Regions from separate parts of the Homo sapiens genome. Here region 2 is linked to region 1. The links are chromatin loops, found by intact Hi-C in ENCODE. Cell type or tissue: stomach. All regions are shown on one strand. Each heading gives the region's core, and the rest is flanking DNA. Links, peaks and the distances in the headings are about the cores only. Region 1 overlaps COL15A1 (collagen type XV alpha 1 chain). Region 2 overlaps COL15A1 (collagen type XV alpha 1 chain).

The links. Peaks named below come from ENCODE experiments on the same cell type or tissue, not always from the same donor. Only the 100,000 strongest peaks of a DNase experiment are listed, where the experiment ranks them.
Region 2: it touches region 1 in a loop (3-fold over the local background); 5 of 110 quality-filtered maps call a loop at or near these places.

What each region holds. Positions count from the first base shown.
Region 1 is chr9:98,959,899-98,969,285 of GRCh38, forward strand. The region is part of intron 2 of COL15A1 (collagen type XV alpha 1 chain); the gene reads left to right. Among named protein-coding and RNA genes, the nearest start is that of COL15A1-AS1, 20 kb to the left of the region's middle. RefSeq lists enhancers at 1,857-2,357, 2,858-3,442. In stomach, for the core only: no CTCF peak of the experiment used is centred there; a DNase peak (open chromatin) is centred at 4,533; H3K27ac peaks cover 1,948 bases.
Region 2 is chr9:99,020,527-99,029,913 of GRCh38, forward strand. COL15A1 (collagen type XV alpha 1 chain) reads left to right here. Exons shown (of 42, transcript NM_001855.5): 13 at 1,565-1,624; 14 at 2,831-2,923; 15 at 4,348-4,473; 16 at 5,378-5,440. Among named protein-coding and RNA genes, the nearest start is that of TGFBR1, 80 kb to the right of the region's middle. In stomach, for the core only: no CTCF peak of the experiment used is centred there; no DNase peak of the experiment used is centred there.

The sequences.
Region 1 (9,387 bases), core at 417-8,416:
TCCTCTCACATCCCTCCCCGTACCCTGGCTCTACCACCCTGAACTGCTTGCTGGTCTCTGAATTGACCATGCATGTTCCCTTCTCCAAGCCTTTGCTTGCGCTGTTCCTCAGCCTGCCCTATGGAAATCCTCTGCATTTTCACCTTGATAGACTTGTTGCTTAAACTGTGGTCCCTGGACCAGCAGCATGGGCATCATCCAGGAGCTCATTAGAAACAGAGTCCCAAGGCCGGGCACAGGGGCTCACACCTGTAATCCCAGCACTTTGGGAGGCCAAGGTAGGGTGATTGCTTGAGGCCAGGAGTTTGAGACCAGCCTGGGCACCATAGTGAGACAACATCTCTATAAAAAATTAGCATGATGTGGTGACATGTGCCTGTACTCCCAGCTACTTGGGAGCCTGAGGTGGGAGGATCGCTTGAGCCCAAGAGGTTAAGGCTGCAGTGAGCCGAGGTCACACCACTGAACGAACCCCAGCCTGGGTGACAAAGGGAGACTCTGTTTCAAAAATAAAAAAGAAAAAAAAGAAAAGAAATACAGGATCCCAAATCCTGCCTCAGACCCACAACATCAGATCTAGACCCACAGCATCAGATCTAGACCCACGGCATCAGATCTGTACCTTAACCAGGCCCCCAGGTGATGTGTGTGGCACTCAAGTGTAAGCTGCAGTGCTGTGTAGCTTGGAGGGCAAGTGCTGAATCTGGGCAGTCAGATAGAGCTGGCCTGGTTCCAGGCTCTGCATGTATCAGTTGGTGACCTTGGACAATGTACTAATCCTTTTGAAACCTCAGTTTCCTCATCTGTAGAGTGAGGAAACTATAAACGAAATAACGCCCCAAGCTCTTAGCACAGTGCCTGGCACATGGAAAGCCCTTAATGAAGGGGAGTGGCCAGTAACAAGGTTCCATCTCAGTGCTAGCTGATGTTGTGCCTAAGCTGTCCTGTGTCCTCTCTCAGCATTGCTTGTATTGGGTTTATTCCATCAGAGGTGAGAACTCATTTGTAAGTCCATCTTGCTGAGGATGGGAAGGGCCAGGACCAAGTCATTTGTGTTTGGAGTTTAGAATCATTGACCTTCCAGTGGAGGGAGATAAACAATCATAATCTGATGTGGGGAAAGTGAAACATAGCTAAACAAGGACTTTGCAAAGTGGGTGGGATGGAATTCATTCCAGAGTTTCTGCCCTTGGTAGAAATGGCCATTCTGCCTGTTGTAACCTGGGGGCTTTCTCATTCATCCATTTGTTTACCCACTTTTATGTAATATGTATTGACTGTTCTCTGAATACAAGCAATGTGTGATATCCTGGGCAGAAAATGAAAAGCAAGATAGGCTTGCTGCTTGCCCTCTAGGATCCTATAGTCTAATGGGGGACATTGATGCTAAATAAAGGATTGTACAAAAAGACTCTTTATGTTTATAAATGGTAGAAAATGTTAGAAAGTGCAATGAGAGCTATGAAAGCACATGCCAGGACACTCTCATCTGTACCAGGGTGTCAGGAGAGTCTCCCCAAGGAATGGGATTTAAGATGAGATCTGAGGGGTGAACAGATTTAGCCAGGAAAGGAGGTGGGGATGATGGGCTGGAAGAGGAGTGGAATGTTCCAGATACAGAGAAACAGAATGAGGAGAGGATGGAAGAGACAGCCTGAATGTGGCTCGAACACGTTGAGGGAGGAAGGCAGGGTGAAGTTTCTGGGATGAAAGCAGGGCCTTCGCCCAGGAGCCGTTTTTCCTAGCCTGGCCCTGGGGGAGCATCTTGGCTTCCCACCCTCGGTCAGTCCTGCAGCACTACCGCCCAGGGCCACCCGGGGTAAAGGCCTTTGGTCTAGGTAGAGTGCAGTCAAGCCCTGGATTCTACTACCTGCCTTGCTCCTGCCTCTGCTTATCAGACAGTGAATTGCTTCAGGGCGGGGGCAAAGGGTCTCTACCTTTACATAGCGTAAGAGAAGAGAATTTAAGAGACTTGCAGTAAAATGTCAGGAAGGCAGAGTCAGAAGAAAGCCCGGAGCCAGCACAAAGAGCCCCTGGTCCACCTTGGCCTCTCAGGGCCTCCCAGGCCACGACAGCTGCCTGGCAAAGAGGTGGTGGAGGCAAGTGAGGAAGGTTTCTAACAATTGCTGTCTGCGGTTAGACTCCAGTCAGTCCTGGCTTTGGAAAGCTTCCTCCCGTCTATACAACGAAGAGGTCGGACCAGCGCTAAGGTCATCCAGGTCTGACATGATCTCTTTTTATTTTTTATCTCTCTCTGGATCTCTGTATTGAGAATGTGCATCCGTAAACATAGGAAGAATTCTCTTGCCAGGGAACAGAAATGCGGTTTGGGGAGGAATAACTCGGGTGGGAGGTTTTTAGATGCTTTCACTCAGGGGAGCAATTCCTTTAGACATGGTTGTACCCGTGAGACGTGGGGGATGCATTACGCCTCTCCTGTCCAAGCCATTCCTTTGGAGACCTGCTTCTCAAATGGGTGTGCTCACAGTCCTTGGCTGTGTGACACTAGCATGCGAAGAGCCACATTGTTTATTTCCTGGAGGATTTTACTCAGTGGTTGGTAATTTGTGGTGAGGAGACCAGTAACAACTGGGGAATAATTTGGAACATTTTTATATTATTAAAACAAACACACACACATGTTTGGAGTGGAATTCAAAACTTAAGTGCTTTTAAAGATAAAGCAAGAGAATTAAATTTTCAAGGTCCTGGGGGGCTCTTTGGCTAGACTCAGGCCCTCAGGTTTATCTGATGACAGAGTGCTTTAGCAGAGATGATGTTATATACAGATTTGAGGTCCCCAACTTGTGGGGGATATTTAGAATTATTGCAAAGGATACATGGACATTTTCTGTCTACAGATACCTAACACCTGTGTGTTGAGGGGGCTATTAATGCTTTGATATTGACAAGATGGAGATGGTCACTGCCCTCCAAAGCTTTGGATTAGAACTGTCAGCTCCAAGAGGGAAGGAACTTGTCTATCACTGCTGGATCTCCGGCACTTAGAATAGTGCCTGCTGTACAGCAGGTGCTCAATAAATGCTTCTGGAATGAATAGAAATGTGTGTGTTGATGGCCATGAGAAGCTTTCATTTCTCCATCCACGTTTACCTTTCCAGGAATAGCGTGTGGAGCTGCTTTAGCATGGAGATCTTGGGTGGAATGTGAAGAATGCTGTCATGCATATGCATGTGGGAGGCTGGTCAGCCTTGCTCAGGTTCAAGATTTCCAAGAATCACTCTTTGGAGGCAGCCTTCCACCCAGCGTGGTCCATGCTGCATAGCGTAGGCTCCTTGTGTGAGAAGGCACAGTTCACCATTTATGCACCTTAGGTAGCTAGGACCCACTGGGCCTCACTTCTCACAATGCCTGCAAGTCCCCCCAAACACCTTACTCCCATCAGAACCCACTGGGAACCTGAGGCCTCAGAAAATGCTGGACTTTGGGGATCAACTATTCCAGCTCCCCCAAATTGCAGACGGGAAGATGGAGGTTCAAAGAGAGCAAGGAACTTCCTGGGAGTCACACACATTTTAGCGATGTGACTCCCAACAGGTTCCTTGTTCTAGAACTGGGTCTGGAACTACGTCTTCTGATATCCAGGTGGGTGGCATCACTCCATTTTGAAATTCCCCAGTGCTGCTTGATCACATCCGTACCATTCTCAGGGATGTGCTTGACAGTAGTGTGTGGTTAGAGCTGAGCTTTGGAAACATCACATGAACTTTAAATCCTGGTTCAACACTTTTTTTAATTATGTGACTTGGGCACATTGCTCAGAAAGAGTGTGGGTTTCCTCATCTGGATGGTGGTGGTGGGTGATGGGTATAGGAGTCCTACCTCCTGAGGCTATATGAGCTACTCAGCAGGTAATGCCCAGGAGTGCTCAGAGCCAGGGATGGGGAACCCAGTGCTGAGCCATCCATCCCACAAAGTTAAGGTCATGCCCATCCCGTTCACCCCAAATCTCCATGACTTGCAGTGCCAGGCATGTGACGGTGTGTGCTTGATAGTCATTTGTGAATGAACAAATGAATGAATGAACAAAATGGACAGAATATGCTTAGCACCTGACATTTGCCCTGTGCCACCACCCTGAGAGCTAAGTATTGCCACCTCTATTTCCAGATAAGGAAGCTAAGGCTCAGAGAAGTTAAAGAACATGCCCAAGATCACCTGGCTAGTACGTGGCTGAGCAGGGACTTACATACAAGTTTCTCTGGCATCAAATTCCACGTCCTTTGCCCTGCACCATTCTGGGGGAGGCTGGTCCTCCTGGGGTTCCCCCGAGGTCACCTCCCCTCCCACCCCCCCATTCTTGGTCTCTAGTTAGGAGGTGTCCACTGGGTTTTCATCTTGGAAGGTCTGATTCCCTCTCCCATTATTCTGGTGGTCCACAGGCTGTTCCTCCAGCAAACATTTGGAGACTGTCAAGCTGTACTTTCATCTAAATTAAACAAGAGTCAGCCTGTTTCAAAATATGACTTCAGGGTCACCATCTGTTCTGGCTGTTCCCTTAAACTCAAATCCCATTTTGGAGCCAAATGGGGCTCCAGCATCCCACAGAGAGTGTGTCTCTTTGCACAACTGAGCAGGAAAGTCTGTAGAAAGACACAGTGTGTTTGACAACAACCCTCGGACAAATTTCTCTGGTTATTTCTTTTCCCCTACTCAGCAGCATCAACGTCATTGCATGTGAACCACAGGTCCCCACCACAGATTCAAATGCATTCCTTTCTACATTGGGTACCTAGTGTGTACCAAGCTCTGTATGAGGCCCTTTCCCATGCCATCTTCCGGGTCATGGGAGAGAGTGGCCTGGATCTTACAGTGGGGGGAATACAACATGCCAAAGCTGCTCGAGCTGGTCACACCATCAGTCTGGGCATCAGTTTTCTCATCTTGGGGACATTGGACTGGGTATTTTCTGAGGTTCTTCCCAGCTCTGAAGGTTACCCTGATTCTTCATCAGCGCCTTGGCCAATGTAGGCGAGATTTCACGGTGCCCACTGAAGCTATGAGCTCGTTCTGACTGCGCTGCTTGTCTGCCCTGGCTGAATTCACACAAGCTCATCTGTTGGGACGCCCCGGGCTGTTCCCAGGGCAGCTTGATTTTGCCCAGGGCATAACATGCCAAGTGCTGAGAGGCTGCAAGAAAGTATGTCTCCTGCTGTTGCCAAACTATCGCCTTCGCACCACATTCCAGATCACCCAATTCCACCCTCTCCTTGGCAAGAAAAAGAAAGGGGACCCAACTGCCTAGGGCAGCAGCTTGGGGTGAAATGAGGATTCCTCCTAAAATGGTCAGCTAGAACCTTCCTCAGGAATCTGCCAAGGCACCCGGTTGCCTGTTGCATAAATTTTAGTCTCCTTGGCTGGACATTTGAGGCTCTCTGACTCCAGTCTCCTAAAGGAAAAAGAATTGAGAGTAGCAAGAGCTGGGAAGTCCCAACCACTGCAGTTAAGGCCTGCAGTCTTAAGCTCCTTCAGCTTCAGTCATCTCATCTGAAAATGGCATAGCCACAGTCCCCACCCCATCAGACTGCCTTGAGGTTAGGTGAGCTAATGCACCTAAGTGCTGAGCTCAGGGTTGGCCTGTTGTGAGATTAACATTTCTAAGTCTGAATCTCTCTGGATCCATAATTCTCTCCTTTTTGCTCCAATGCTGGAGGCTATCTCGGGGTCCCATTTCTCCCATCCTTGGAATCACTCACTTGGCCCTTGTTTTCCTAATTGTGTGGGTTTGCTCATGCTCTGCTCACTCCACTGTGTTCACCTGTGTGAAGCATCTCAGGCCTATCTCCACTGGCCCTTCCTTCAGGTCCCCTTCCCAGTGTCCCCCAGTGGGCGGGGAGTGCTCCCTCTTTAAGCCCCTACAGGACTTTCCTGTCCTTTGCTTATGGCTCCAAGCTCAGGTCACCTGTATCTGGGCCCCGTGTTGGTGTCTGGTCCTTTTTTTCCAGGGGACCCAATTCCTTGTCCTCTTGATCCCCCAGAGCCCAGCCCAGGTCACCTGTATCTGGGCCCCATGTTGGTGTCTGGTCCTTTTTTTCCAGGGGACCCAATTCCTTGTCCTCTTGTTCCCCCAGAGCCCAGCCCAGCGCCAAGTCCAGACAGGGTTGGAAAGTGGATGCTGGTTGTGGACAAGGCCAGACTGGGCCCAGGATAGAATGAATGATAGTAAGGTCCCCTCCTGACTCTTCTTCTGGGAGGGAAGAGAGAGGACCATTCTCCCCTAGGGAGATGTAAATTATGGCTGCCTTGAGGCCTGTGGATAACAACTCAAGAGATTTCATTGACCCCATAGTATCAATCATGCCAAAGAAATCAAGAAACACCCCAGGCCATGTTTCACTTAGAGAAAGACTTAGAAAGCTCAGAATTAAAATACTCTTTCAAGCTCCTCCTATCATTCAGTGCTCCTCCCAACCCAATGCTGCACCCCCATGGAGGAGATGGGGGGCCTTCTCCACACAGGAGGACCAGGGATCTTACCGTTCTGCTCCTGGGATCTCCAGGGCTGGCCTGTCCCATCCTACCTTGCCCCATGGCCCCAGCTCATGCTCTGACACCCGGATAGGCCATGAGCAGCCTCCCTGAGGCCTCTAGCCAAACCTCAAGGACCCTAACAGTATATAACAGAGAAGGGGAAGCCCGGTTGTTCACATTCTCCACCCAGACCATGTTGCAGAGGGGAGGAAGATGGAGGCAGCTGGAAATGAGTCTGAAGTCTGAGAAGCCAGTGTGTTTAAGAGAGTCACTCTCATCTCAGTGAAGGAGAGCCGAGGGCAGCCATTTTGCAGAAGGCTGCTCATTCAAAGCCTCCTGCTTAGGGAGAGGGGATTGCAGCCCCCAGCAAAGCTACAATCGACTCTGTGTGGTTATTAATATTATATTATATCTCAACAGTGGGGATCAGGTGAGAGCTAAGCTATTAAGTGCATATTAAGCTAAATGGTGCTGGTGGGATTACTTGTGACAACTACTGGCATTCATTAGAATTCTTTATGATTGATGATAAATATGATGTGTTAAGACAGGCATACAATCACGCTAGTCTAGAGTCCATTAAGCTCATTCATTCATGCACATGTGTATTATTTGTACATTCATTCGTTCATTCATTCATCAAATGCTCAATTTATGCCTACTTCAGGCAAGGTCTCACATTAGGGAGATGAGGGTGACACTGGGAGATATGGAGATGAAACAGAACATGCTACCTACCTCCTGAAGGGCTCACAGGCTGCTGAGGGACACAGGTGAGGAACAGATAACAGAGTAGTGAGAAATTGGAGCTTTCTGTGAAACTGGCCCTGGGGTGGAATGGGGGTTCCTAGGGAGATAGTATGACTCGTAGACCTGGCCACCGCAGTCCCCTCCTGGAAGGTGTGTGCCGACCCTTCTCTGTACTGACTTTCCCTGGGGAGCCACAGCTCTGTTGGAGACCACAAGTTTCCCCCTGCCTGCAGAACCCTCTCCTGACAGGCCTTGACCCAGGGGGCTGGAGTGCCCAAGCCTCTCTACATCCACTTACCTCCAGGGGCTGACTTGGACAGGCTTCCTGCTGGCCAGCCTTCTTCCCCCACAGCTGGGGCCACTTGGCTGCCTCACCCCAGGCCCTAGGACATTCCTGTTTTCCATCAGTGGGATCTAGTGATTCAGGGGACTTAGCATCCCAACAGCCTGGCTGGGAGGTGGCTTGAATGCTGTGCTATGATCACAGAAAAGCGCTGTCTCTACCATCTAGTACTGGGGCCCTGCCTGGGTTGGTCCATGGTGGAAGCAGTTACAATCCTGCCCCTGCACCCTGTGCCTGGGTCTCTGGCCCCTGCACCAGACGTCTGTGCTGCTGGCTGCCTGCTCTTGTCTCCAGGTCCATGACTGCCCATGACTGGCCTCCATTCAGGTAGTAGGATGCCATCTTTGCCTCAACAGCACAGCAGTTCTCAAACTAGGGTGTGCATCAGAGACACTAGGGGGCTGGTTAAAACACAGGGTGCTGGGCCTCAGCCCAGGGTTTCTGATTTTGTAGGTCTGGAGTAGGTCTCGAGAATCTGCATCTCTAATAAGTCCCCAGATACTGCTGCTGCTGGTCCAGAAACCACACTTTGAGAACCACTGGCGTCATGGATAAGCAGACGGGCTATGGAGTTTGAACCCAGGTTGTCTGGGTCCAAAACCTGGCCCAGCCACTTGCTAGCTGTGTGACCTAATCCCTCTGCACCTCAACCTCCTCATCTATAAAAACAAAGGTAATAAGAACACCCTCCTCACTGTTACTGTGAGTATTGGATGACCCAGTCCAGGCAACTCACTTGCAATCGTGCTTGGACACAGCACACAGTAAGTAAGCATTCAGTGAATGTGTGAGTTTCCTAGGGCTGCGGTAACAAACGACCACAAACTGAGTGGCTTAAAACAGTAGTAACTTATCCTTGTCCAGTTCTGGAGGCGAGAAGTGTGAAGTGGAGGTGTGTGGGCTGGGTGGCACTCCTCCTGGGGCTCTAGCAGGGAATCCATTCCTTGCCACTTTCAGCTTCTGGTGACTGCCAGCAATCCTTGGCTTGTGTCCACTTCATTTTAATCTTTGCCTCTGTGGCCACATTGCCTCTTCCTCTTCTGTCTGTCAAACCCCCTCCATGTGTCTTATAAGAACACCTGTCATTGGATCTAGTGCCCACCCAGATAATGCAGGATGATCTTTTTATCTCAAGATCCTTAACTTAATTACATCTCAAAGACTCTAAATGTAATGAACATATTTAGAAATGAGGACATGGACATATCTTTTCTGGCGGTCACCACTGAACCCACTTTAGGGAACACAGGCTATTATCATTATTAAGTTGTTCCTTCAGCTCCTGCAGTTGGGCCTGGCCTATAGCTTCCTGCCTGGGGGCGGGGGCGGGGAAGGAGGAGTAAGCTGACTCCCAGGTTCCAGCTTCTGGTCAGCTGCACTTTATTCAAGACAACCCATTTTCAGGCTGGGGCAGAGAATTCTGCCTATTAAGCTATACTGGCTATGTTATAGCATTTCAGCATGTTCAGATTTCATTGATCTGAGAAAAAAACGCCAATCCCAGCCCCCCAGACTCCTGTCTGGAGCCCTTTGTCCATGTTAATTGTTCCTCATACCCTGGCAAGTTGTACTTGGCAAAGCATTTTCTCATTCAAAACTCTACTGGATCCTCACTGCAGTCTCATGAGAAAGATTGTATCACCCTATTTTGCAGAAGAGAAAACTGAGGCCCAGGGGAAAATTGCACAAAGCTGCCTTTCATGGCAATTCTAAGCAGTAATTTATGGGAGAGAAAAGAAGGCTAATGTCACTGATAATACTAACTACCACCACCGCTATGCTTCATTCATCGTGGGCCTTTG
Region 2 (9,387 bases), core at 781-8,780, 61 kb after region 1:
CTGATCAAGGGGATCGCAGAAGCAGCAAGAGGGCTAAGCCCAAAAGAAATGGACTTGTAGGTCTGGGAGAATCAGGAAAAGGGCACTGGGCAGTTCTGACTGAGTCTCTTCTCACCACCTGGTGACCGTGGCCAAGTCCCTTGACCTCCGTGGGCCTTGGCTTCTCTGTCGAGTATCAAAGGGTCCTATGATTCCACACCTGGCTCTGCCACACATCTGCAACCAGTTTTCTTCACTTCTGTGTCCGGGCTCTGGGCTCTGCCCCTGATTTTCTTCCTGGGAAAATGTTGGGCAGACAAGAGCTTTTGAGGACCACAGGCCTAGGTTTGCCTTTTTGTAGCTGTGGGATCTCCCGAAAGTTCTTTACTATTTCTTTGCTCCAGTTTCTCCATCTGTAAAATGGAGGTGGTGATGATGACCCTGCGGTGTGGGATGACGTGAGGGGATGTTTATAGAAGTGCTTTAGCTGGTGTCAGTCACTGCGGGAATAACAAATTCCTCTTACCAAAACACCTATTGGTGATAAGCTGTTCCCAGGGGGATGTGTCCACAGTGACCCCAGTCAAGAGATCCTGCCCAGGGAGCCTGCTCTGGCCATAGGCAGCAGCTTGGCTGCCTCTGGGAGCCTTCTCATCTCCACCATGACCCTGGTCCTCTGCCTGTCTCACCTCCCTCTGGGCTGCACAGAGGCCGTTCCTTGCAGCAGATGATGCTCCCGTCCTGGGGCCTCCTGAGTGCCCACCGGGGTGTGGGGAAGGGAGGGCCAGGGCTGGGGAGGGCGGTGTCCTCACTTCTCTCTGCCTCTGGCTACCTCAGTGGACTTCAGATGGAGCAGGGCTCTGGGGTGTAGCAGGAGGCACACAGATTTGGGGACTTTACTGTGGACATTTCCTCTCTCCTTTTGGTGGATCTGGCCATCCTGTCACCTTATTTGTCAGAGAAGCCACTTCTCTGGGCCCTTTTTGACAGCCAAAACCTCCTGGGATGCCACTCTGTCATTTTCTTTCATCTGCCTCTTTTCCAAATGTGTGCTTCTGTCATTCGAAAAGCATTTTCTGGGGCACTAGCCTTGTGCCAGGTGCTGGGACCTGGAGGTGATTCAGGCACTGTGCCTGCCCTTGAGGGGCACATGGTCCCAGAGGGGCAGACTGTGAGCAATGATGTTCCTGTAAAGGTCACACGCCCTGGTGAGAGGAGCAGGTGGGCAGGGCAGGCTTCAGGGGAGTCCACACTGGGCCTGAGCACTGAGCACTGGTGCTCTAGCAGGGCCCAGATCAGAGGGTGGGGATAAATCCTGGAAGAAGGGAGGGTGTGTGTGATGCGTGCTCATACTGGTCAGCTCTTTCCACCACAGCCTGTGCCCTCCAAGTATGGCACAGAAACAAAGGGCTTCTGAGCCCTGGGGTGGGACAAGGCATTCCCTTAAGCTGTCTCTGCAAAGGACAATGCCATTTTTCTTTCCTGTGTGATCCTGATTTTAAAGATGAGCACGATTTCTACAGAAAGGTGGGGAGATGGTAGGAACAGAGTTCCAGCCGTTCACTGACCATTTTGTTCTCTTTAGGGTGATGCTGGGGAGGAGCTTCCTGGCCCTCCTGAACCTTCTGGGCCTGTTGGACCCACGGTGAGATTCCCATCCAGGCTTGTCACACACACAGGTGTAAGACCAGGGATGCGGCCAAAACAGCCACAGGCTGAGGACTCTCCTTTTTGGCCCCCAAAGTATCTTGCAGTCAGACCCTAGGGCTTTCTGCCTCTACTAGGACTCTGCAGTGTGCAGCAGCAGAACTGATTTCTATCCAGTTTAAATCCTGCACCTTGAGCATCCCAGAAGTTCTTCAAACTCAACACTTCCCAAGCTGGACTCATTACCCATGCCCCAGACCTGCTTCTCCTCCTGGGTTCCCCATCTCTGAGGATGGCACCCCATCTATGTGGTCACCAAGAGAGAAACATCCTTGAGTGGTCCTCTGCCTTCCCCAGCCCTGCCCAGTGTGTCCCCATGTCCCCCTGAGTCTAGCTGTGCAGTGCCTCCTCCTCCTCTCTTGGGCGATGGCACCAGCCTCCTAACTGGTCTCTCCGCCTCCATGTCACCACTTCCCTTCCCCCACACACATGTTCCCACCACTGTGACCTTCCTAAACACAGCTGTAACCCCCAAACCCAGCTCTTCTGGGTGCCTCTCAGGGGGTGCTCAGTACACACACATTCAATGAATGAATTAGGCCCTGCCTGGTTCCTGTCTTCAGGAGTTAAGTGCTGGAAAGGTGTTTTGAAGATTCCCCTTGTTCTTCAGATACATTTGATGCCATTCAAGTATGCACTGAGGGCTCTCTGGGTGCTCGGCCTCCTGCTGGACTCTGGGCACCCAGTGTGTCTCAGGTTTGGGCTGGCTCTTGAGCCCTAGTTTAGAGGAGCCGATGGACCCACGCACAACTAAGCTTCGAGTCAGGTGGTCCTAGCATCTCACTGAGACCTTGACAGAGGCTAGTGGGAGCACTGTGGAGGGAGAGAATTCTGCCTGGAAACGGGGTAGGGAGGGCTTCGTGTAGGAGGAGACTGCGGAACTGGGCCTTGAAGGATGAGTTGGGAATTGAAAGGCAGGAAAGGAGGCCGAGGACATGAGTGGGCTGCACAGCTGGGAGGCGGCAAGAGAGAAGGGTAGCTGTAGAGGGGAGTGGGAGAAAAGTCAGAGAGAAAACGGGGAGCAGAAGTTATCGGGCTATAGGATATAGGAAACATTTCCCCATTTTGGAGAAAACTCAGTGACGTGGCTGTCCTTGGAGTCTGGCAGTTAAATGCAAGTAGTGGAAATTTCTTCTCTTTCCAGGCAGGAGCAGAAGCAGAGGGCTCTGGCCTAGGCTGGGGCTCGGACGTCGGCTCTGGCTCTGGTGACCTGGTGGGCAGTGAGCAGCTGCTGAGAGTGAGTGTGAAGGAGGACACGACCTGGTGTCTGGGACTGCCTTCAAAATAACCCCAGAGGGAGGGACGTGGGGGCCAGGGACAGATGAAACTGGATTGGCTGCTGCTGGGGTTGCCGGCAGTGAGCTCATGGGGGTTCATTCTACTTTTCCTTGTGCTTGTATATATGTTTGAAATTGTTCACTTTGATCAGTTGCATTGTAAGTGAGTACGAGCCTACATTTATCTTCAGGACCTCCTCACCCCACCTTCTTCCTTTCCCTGGTGGGCTTCTTGAGCAGGCTGCCCTGCAGCAGGTGTGCCCAGTGCCCTTCACCTCTGCCAACTGGCTTTCAATCCTCCCTCCCCCTCCTCTCACCCTATTCATTAAAGAGACCTGCTGGTTTTGTCTCTGGGTGGCTATTCTACTTCAGCTTCCAGAACCTTCCTGAAATCTCCTTCCCTTATGCATTCCCTCCCTGCCTCCCTCTCCAGGCTACTCTTTCTCTTTGGTGCCTCTTGCTCCCCTGGCCTCCTGCCAAGGCTGGAGCTCCACCAGTCCTTTCTGAAATTGCCCCCTGGGGAGCTTCTACCTTCTCTAGCTGCAGCTGGTGCCTCTGTCCCTGAGAGCCTGTGCTGAATCCCTGGTTGAAAGCTCCACTTGGCTGCCCCTCTGCCCACTCCTCATGGCCAGGGCTAGAAGGGTTCTGGACTCCGTGGTTAAATGGAATGGGAGCCAAATGAATCTCCCAGCCTGGTGGGATCAGCCAACCCAGCAATGGGCTAAAAACACTAGTGCACTTCAGAAAGAGTTTTAAAAACAAGGCTACACCACAAGCAGTTTTTTTTGTTTTTTTGTTTTTTTTTTTTTGAGATGGAGTCTTGCTCTGTCGCCCAGGCTGGAGTGCAGTGGCGCGGTCTCGGCTCACTGCAAGCTCCACCTCCCAGGTTTACTTACTCCATTCTCCGGCCTCAGCCTCCCGAGTAGCTGGGACTACAGGTGCCGGCCACCACGCCCGGCTAATTTTTTGTATTTTTAGTAGAGACAGGGTTTCACCATGTTAGCTGGGGTGGTCTTGATCTCCTGACCTTGTGATCTGTCCTGACTGACCTCACAGTTAATCAGAAAACTAAGTTCACCAGAGCACCTCTCAGAATTCCAACTAATTGGATCTTTCTTGTATTCAGCCTTTTGGGAGAAAACACGATATGATGGGCTCAGAAAGACTGAGATTCAAATCCCAGTTCTGCTACTAATTAGCTGTGTGTCTGAGAGCCCTTGAGTCGCATGGTCTCACTGAGCCTTATTTTCCGCATCTGCTAAGTGGGATCACCAAACCCTACATGTAGGATTGTTGAAAGAATTTGAGAGATTGCATGAAGCACATACTCAGTATCTCATTCGGTATTCCCCCACTGTTTCTAACAGAGTCTTTGTGTTTTTAGGGTCCTCCAGGACCCCCAGGGCCACCTGGCTTACCTGGGATTCCAGGAAAACCAGGAACTGATGTTTTCATGGGACCCCCTGGATCTCCTGGAGAGGATGGACCTGCTGGTGAACCTGGGCCCCCGGTGAGCAACTGAAGTCTTCTCCCCATCTCTGTGGCTGTGGGGCTTCCTTTAGCAGGGGAGGGGTGTACAGATTGCAAAACCCAGCACTGTCCAAGGTTCGCGATGGGGAGAGAGCAGCTAGCTGTTTGTAAACAGAAATCCTCCTCATCTGAATCATTGCTGAGATTCGAAAGAAGCAGCAGCCAAGAAAAACATCATCCTACGTATTGTTTTGCTGCTTTATCATAGTCAATACAGATGGCCCCCTACTTACGAATGGTTCAGCTTAAGATGTTTTTGACTTTACAGTGGTGCAAAGTGATGCACATTCAGCAGAGACTTTACCTTGAGTACCCATACAGCCATTCTGTTTTCACTTTCAACACTTTATTATAAAATAGGCTTTGTGTTTGATGACTTTGCCCAACTATAGGCTAATGGAAGTGTTCTGAGTATGTTTAAGTTAGGCTAGGCTAAGCTATGATGTTCAGTAGATTAGGTGTATTAAATGCATTTTGGACTTAAGATATTTTCAACTTGCAATTGGTTTATCAGATGTAGCCCCATTGTAAGTCAAGAAGCGTCTGTACAGGAGACACAGATTCATAAAGAATCTTGGAATCATAGGCCATCAGGGCTGGGCCTGGGGTAGGAGACCCTTGGAGACCATCTGGTCCAACCCTGTCTCTAACTTCCCCATAGAGGAGGAAATGTAATCCAGAGAGTGAAGGACAGTTAGCCACAGGTGCACAGTCAGCAGTGACCCAGCCTGGGCCAAGGACTAGGTTCCTGCCTTGCACCTGACATGAGGCCCTGGGCCCACCAGCCTCACCTGCCTCCCAACCCTGCCCTCCTTTTCTAGCAAGCGTGTGTATGTGATATTTAGCAGAAATGTTGTGGGTTGATTGTCACTGATGTTCCCCAGGGCCCTGAGGGACAGCCTGGAGTTGATGGAGCCACCGGCCTTCCCGGGATGAAAGGGGAGAAGGTACGGGGAACACGGGAGGGTCCCACCACATGGGAGCCACCAGGCCCACACTACTCTCTCTGACCCCTAAACCTGACCTTGCCTCTTATGTGACTGACCCCCTGGCCTCCTGAAATCCCCTGCTGGCCACTTCTGCTGGATGTCTCCATCATGGGACTCATCATGCCCAAGCCTGAACTCAGCACCTTCCCTGCCCACTCTTGTCTGCCCCTAGCTTCAGTGAATGGTGTTGCCATCTACCTGGTCACCTGGAGCGAGAAATGGAATCTTCTCTAACTCCTCCTTCCCTCCCTTTCCTGGTATGATTGGTCAGTGCCAAGATGGCCCAGTCTGACCTCCACATCTCTCACTTTTGTCTCCCCACTGAGCTGGACTCATCTCTTCTCATTCGCACGGTGGCCTTGGGCTCCCAGTTGCTGTCCCATTCTCTCCACCCACCCTCCAGCCTCCTGCCCAGTTCACCTTCCTGTAGCAGGCTCTCGTCAGCCCCTGCCCTGGCTACTGAGAAAAGATCAAGGGCTCAACTGCCTGCAGGACACACCCTAGCTCTGTGCAGACATCTGGCCCTTCCTGATTCGCACAAGCTGCCTCTGTAGTGCATCCCCCAACTCCTCACACGGCCTCTTGGCCAGTGGGCTGGTTCTGCCCAAATGCTCTGGGCACGCTCTTCCCTTCTGTCCTCCTGGCCTTTGCACATGGTTTTCTCCCTGTTTGGGATGTCCTTTTCCTTTTGTCATCCTCCAAGACCCAGTTCAGATACATCCTCTGGGGAGCTCTCCCTGACTCATTATGAGCAGAAAGCACCCCTCCTTCCTCCCCTTTCTATGAGCATCATAGGAAGTTCCCATGCTATTGAGAACCTCCCTTGCCAGTGACACTAAAGGTGTTAGCTTACCTGTCTGCTCCTCACCCCCACCCTGACATAGAGCATAGTACTGCCTCTCTCTCCTTAGAACCTAGCACAAGCCTCTATTAGTGTTTGATGCATGAATGAAACTTTTTTCAGACACCATTAGTCTACTTTTCCCAGAGTCTGGCCTGCCTTCATCCTCTTCATTCTCTGTCTGTAAGCTGGTCCTGCCTCCTGTCTGCAAGCCTGTGCTGGTGCTACCTGGGGCGTGTATGTGTAGGGGGTGCTTTCTGCCTCTGCAGTGTTCCCAGCTTGATGAGATAAGCCATGTCTGTCAAAGGAAGGCAATAAAGACAAGGTGAGCCCTGTGCTAGGGATGCGATCAGTGGGTTTTACTGGGGTCTAGAGGAGGAAGAGAGATCTCAGCTGGGATCAGAAGTGGGGCCTTCTGTGAACCTCTCATGGACAAAGACGTGGAAAATGCTGACTCTGTAGACACCACCATCATCACTGAACTGAATTTCTAGTTTCCGTCAGCTCTGGAGTATGTTTATTTTAATTGGAACCATAACTCAATTTTCGTGGAAAGCTTATTTCTCAGAAAAAGATACAATTGTCAAGCTTTATAGAACTCATTTTACATGTACCAACAGTTTTACAGAAATTAAATTTTGCAGGAAGCACCACAGACCTACACTCTTCTTACCTGTTCTTCTTCCAGGCTTCCCCCCACCCACCCACACACACCCCTCCCATACTCTGTCTCGAACTTAAAGATACCCACACCCACAACTGCATACAAAACACCCTTGCACAGGCACTCTGCAGCTGCTTGAAGAATCAGCAGTGCAAGGAGCAGCAGGCTTGCCTAGGGTGAATGTTGGAGATCAATCACATTTGTTTCTGAAATTTGCTATGCATCTCAATTTGTTGCACTGTGCACATATGAGGTTTTCTGATCAAGCAAAAACAGACTTGGAAGAACTTGGAAATTTGCATCTGGAGAGCTGGCAGGAAACTTTGCACATGATATTTACCTTAAAAACAAAACAAAACCAAAAAAGTCCCTAATAAACCAAGGTGCATATTCAGTATGTAAAATAACAAAAAATGTGCTAAAGGAAATGAACAGCTTCAGGGCTGTAGTAGATCATAAGATCCAATGATTCGTTTGATCTTTGACTCCCCATCAACAATATCTGCCCTTCAACTTGCATACCTCCAGTGACAAGGAACTCATCTCCTGCCCAGGCAGTGCCTTGCACCGTTGGATAGATCCACTTATAGGGAAGTCTTTCCATTTGCTGTGGTGAAATCAGCCTCCTTTCTCTTTAGCACAGCACATAGACCAATCTAGGCAGTTATCTAAAATGGAGTTTTCTCTACAAAGAATAAGGTTCAGGTTATTTAGCTGGAAAAAAATGTTTTTTATATAATAATTATTATTATAAAATATGAGATTGAGATCAAAACATGATGCTCATTAAGAATTCATCAAATATCTTAAGTATGAGCTAAGCTATGAGGACCCAAAGGCATAAGAATGATATAACAGGCTGGGTGCGGTGGCTCACACCTCTAATCCCAGCACTTTGGGAGGCTGAGATGGGCGGATCATGAGGTCAGGAGTTCAAGACCAGCCTGACCAACATGGTGGAACTTCGTCTCTACTAAAAATACAAAAATTAGCCGGGCGCAGTGGCACAAACCTGTAATCCCAGCTGCTCGGGAGGCTGAGGTGGGAGAATCGCTTGACCCGGGAGCCAGAGGTTGCAGTGAACCGAGATCGCGCCACTGCACTTCAGCCTGGGTGACAGGGTGAGACTCCGTCTCCAGAAAAAATTGAAAAAAGATTGATACAACAGACTTGGGGGAAAGGGTGGGAGGGAGTGAGGGATAAAAGAGTACAGATTGGGTACAGTATACACTGCTCAGGTGATGGGTGCACCAAAATCTCAGAAATCACCACTGAAGAACTTACTCACGTAACCAAATACCATCTGTTCCCCAAAAAACGTATTGAAATTATACAAATTAAAATATTTTTTAAATGATACCTCAAAAAGAATTTATCAAATAGATTATTCTATGCTGAGTTCGATGATAGAAATATTCCTTACTTTATTTTTCCCAAATCAAGATGATCAACTAACTCTTAAGATCTTTAGCCCAAGAAGGAATGGGTGAGGAGTAGCCTGCTTTCTCAGCAGTAGAATGTTTCTAGAAAGAATGCAGAAGAACTTGCTGAAGAAGATGGATCTCTGAAAAATCATTCCTTTCTGCTTTTGCACTGCAGATTCTGCCATTCAGTTCTCGGAACACACCTAGTATTAACAGTTGTTGTTGATTTTCTACTTTCAGAATCTAAGTCATTCATGTTATTCTGCAGTCTCAAAAGGTACTGGGACACCTGGGCAGGAAAGAGTTTGTGCTTGGAAATTTTCTTCAGTGTCCAGAATTACTGTGGAATGCTGAATTGCCAGTAATTGCCTTTGAGTAATTTCACTGAGCTGCCAAACTGTCATTGTAAAATCAGCTTCTGTCTTTTCCGTTGATGTAAGAGAAATACAATTAGATCATCATCACCTTCCCTTTCTCCAAGCAATCCCAATTGGTCTTTGAACAATTCTCTAAACCTTGTATAAGAAAGAAAAGAGAAGTAAGCTGCTTTTGCCTAGGATGCAGTAATGGGTTTAGACCTTCTAACAACATGTTTAAATGAAACACTGAAATAGTTGCCTAATTTCCTATTTTATATCTTCTTTCATTATCAGAAGTGTTTGGTTCAACATCTGGATTATAGGCCTCCATAAAACCAAATAGATGGCTGGGTACGGTGGCTCACTCCTGTAATCCCAGCACTTTGGTAAGCCTAGGTGGGTGGATCACCTGAGGTCAGGAGTTTGAGACCAGCCTGGTCAACATGGCGAAACCCCATCTCTACTAAAAATACAAAAAATTAGCTGGGCATGGTGGTGGGCACCTGTAATCCCAGCTACTCGGGAGGCTGAGGCAGGAGAATCACCTGAACCCGGGAGGCCGGGGTTGCAGTGAGCCGAGATCGTGCCATTGCACTCCAGCCTGGGCAACAAGAGCA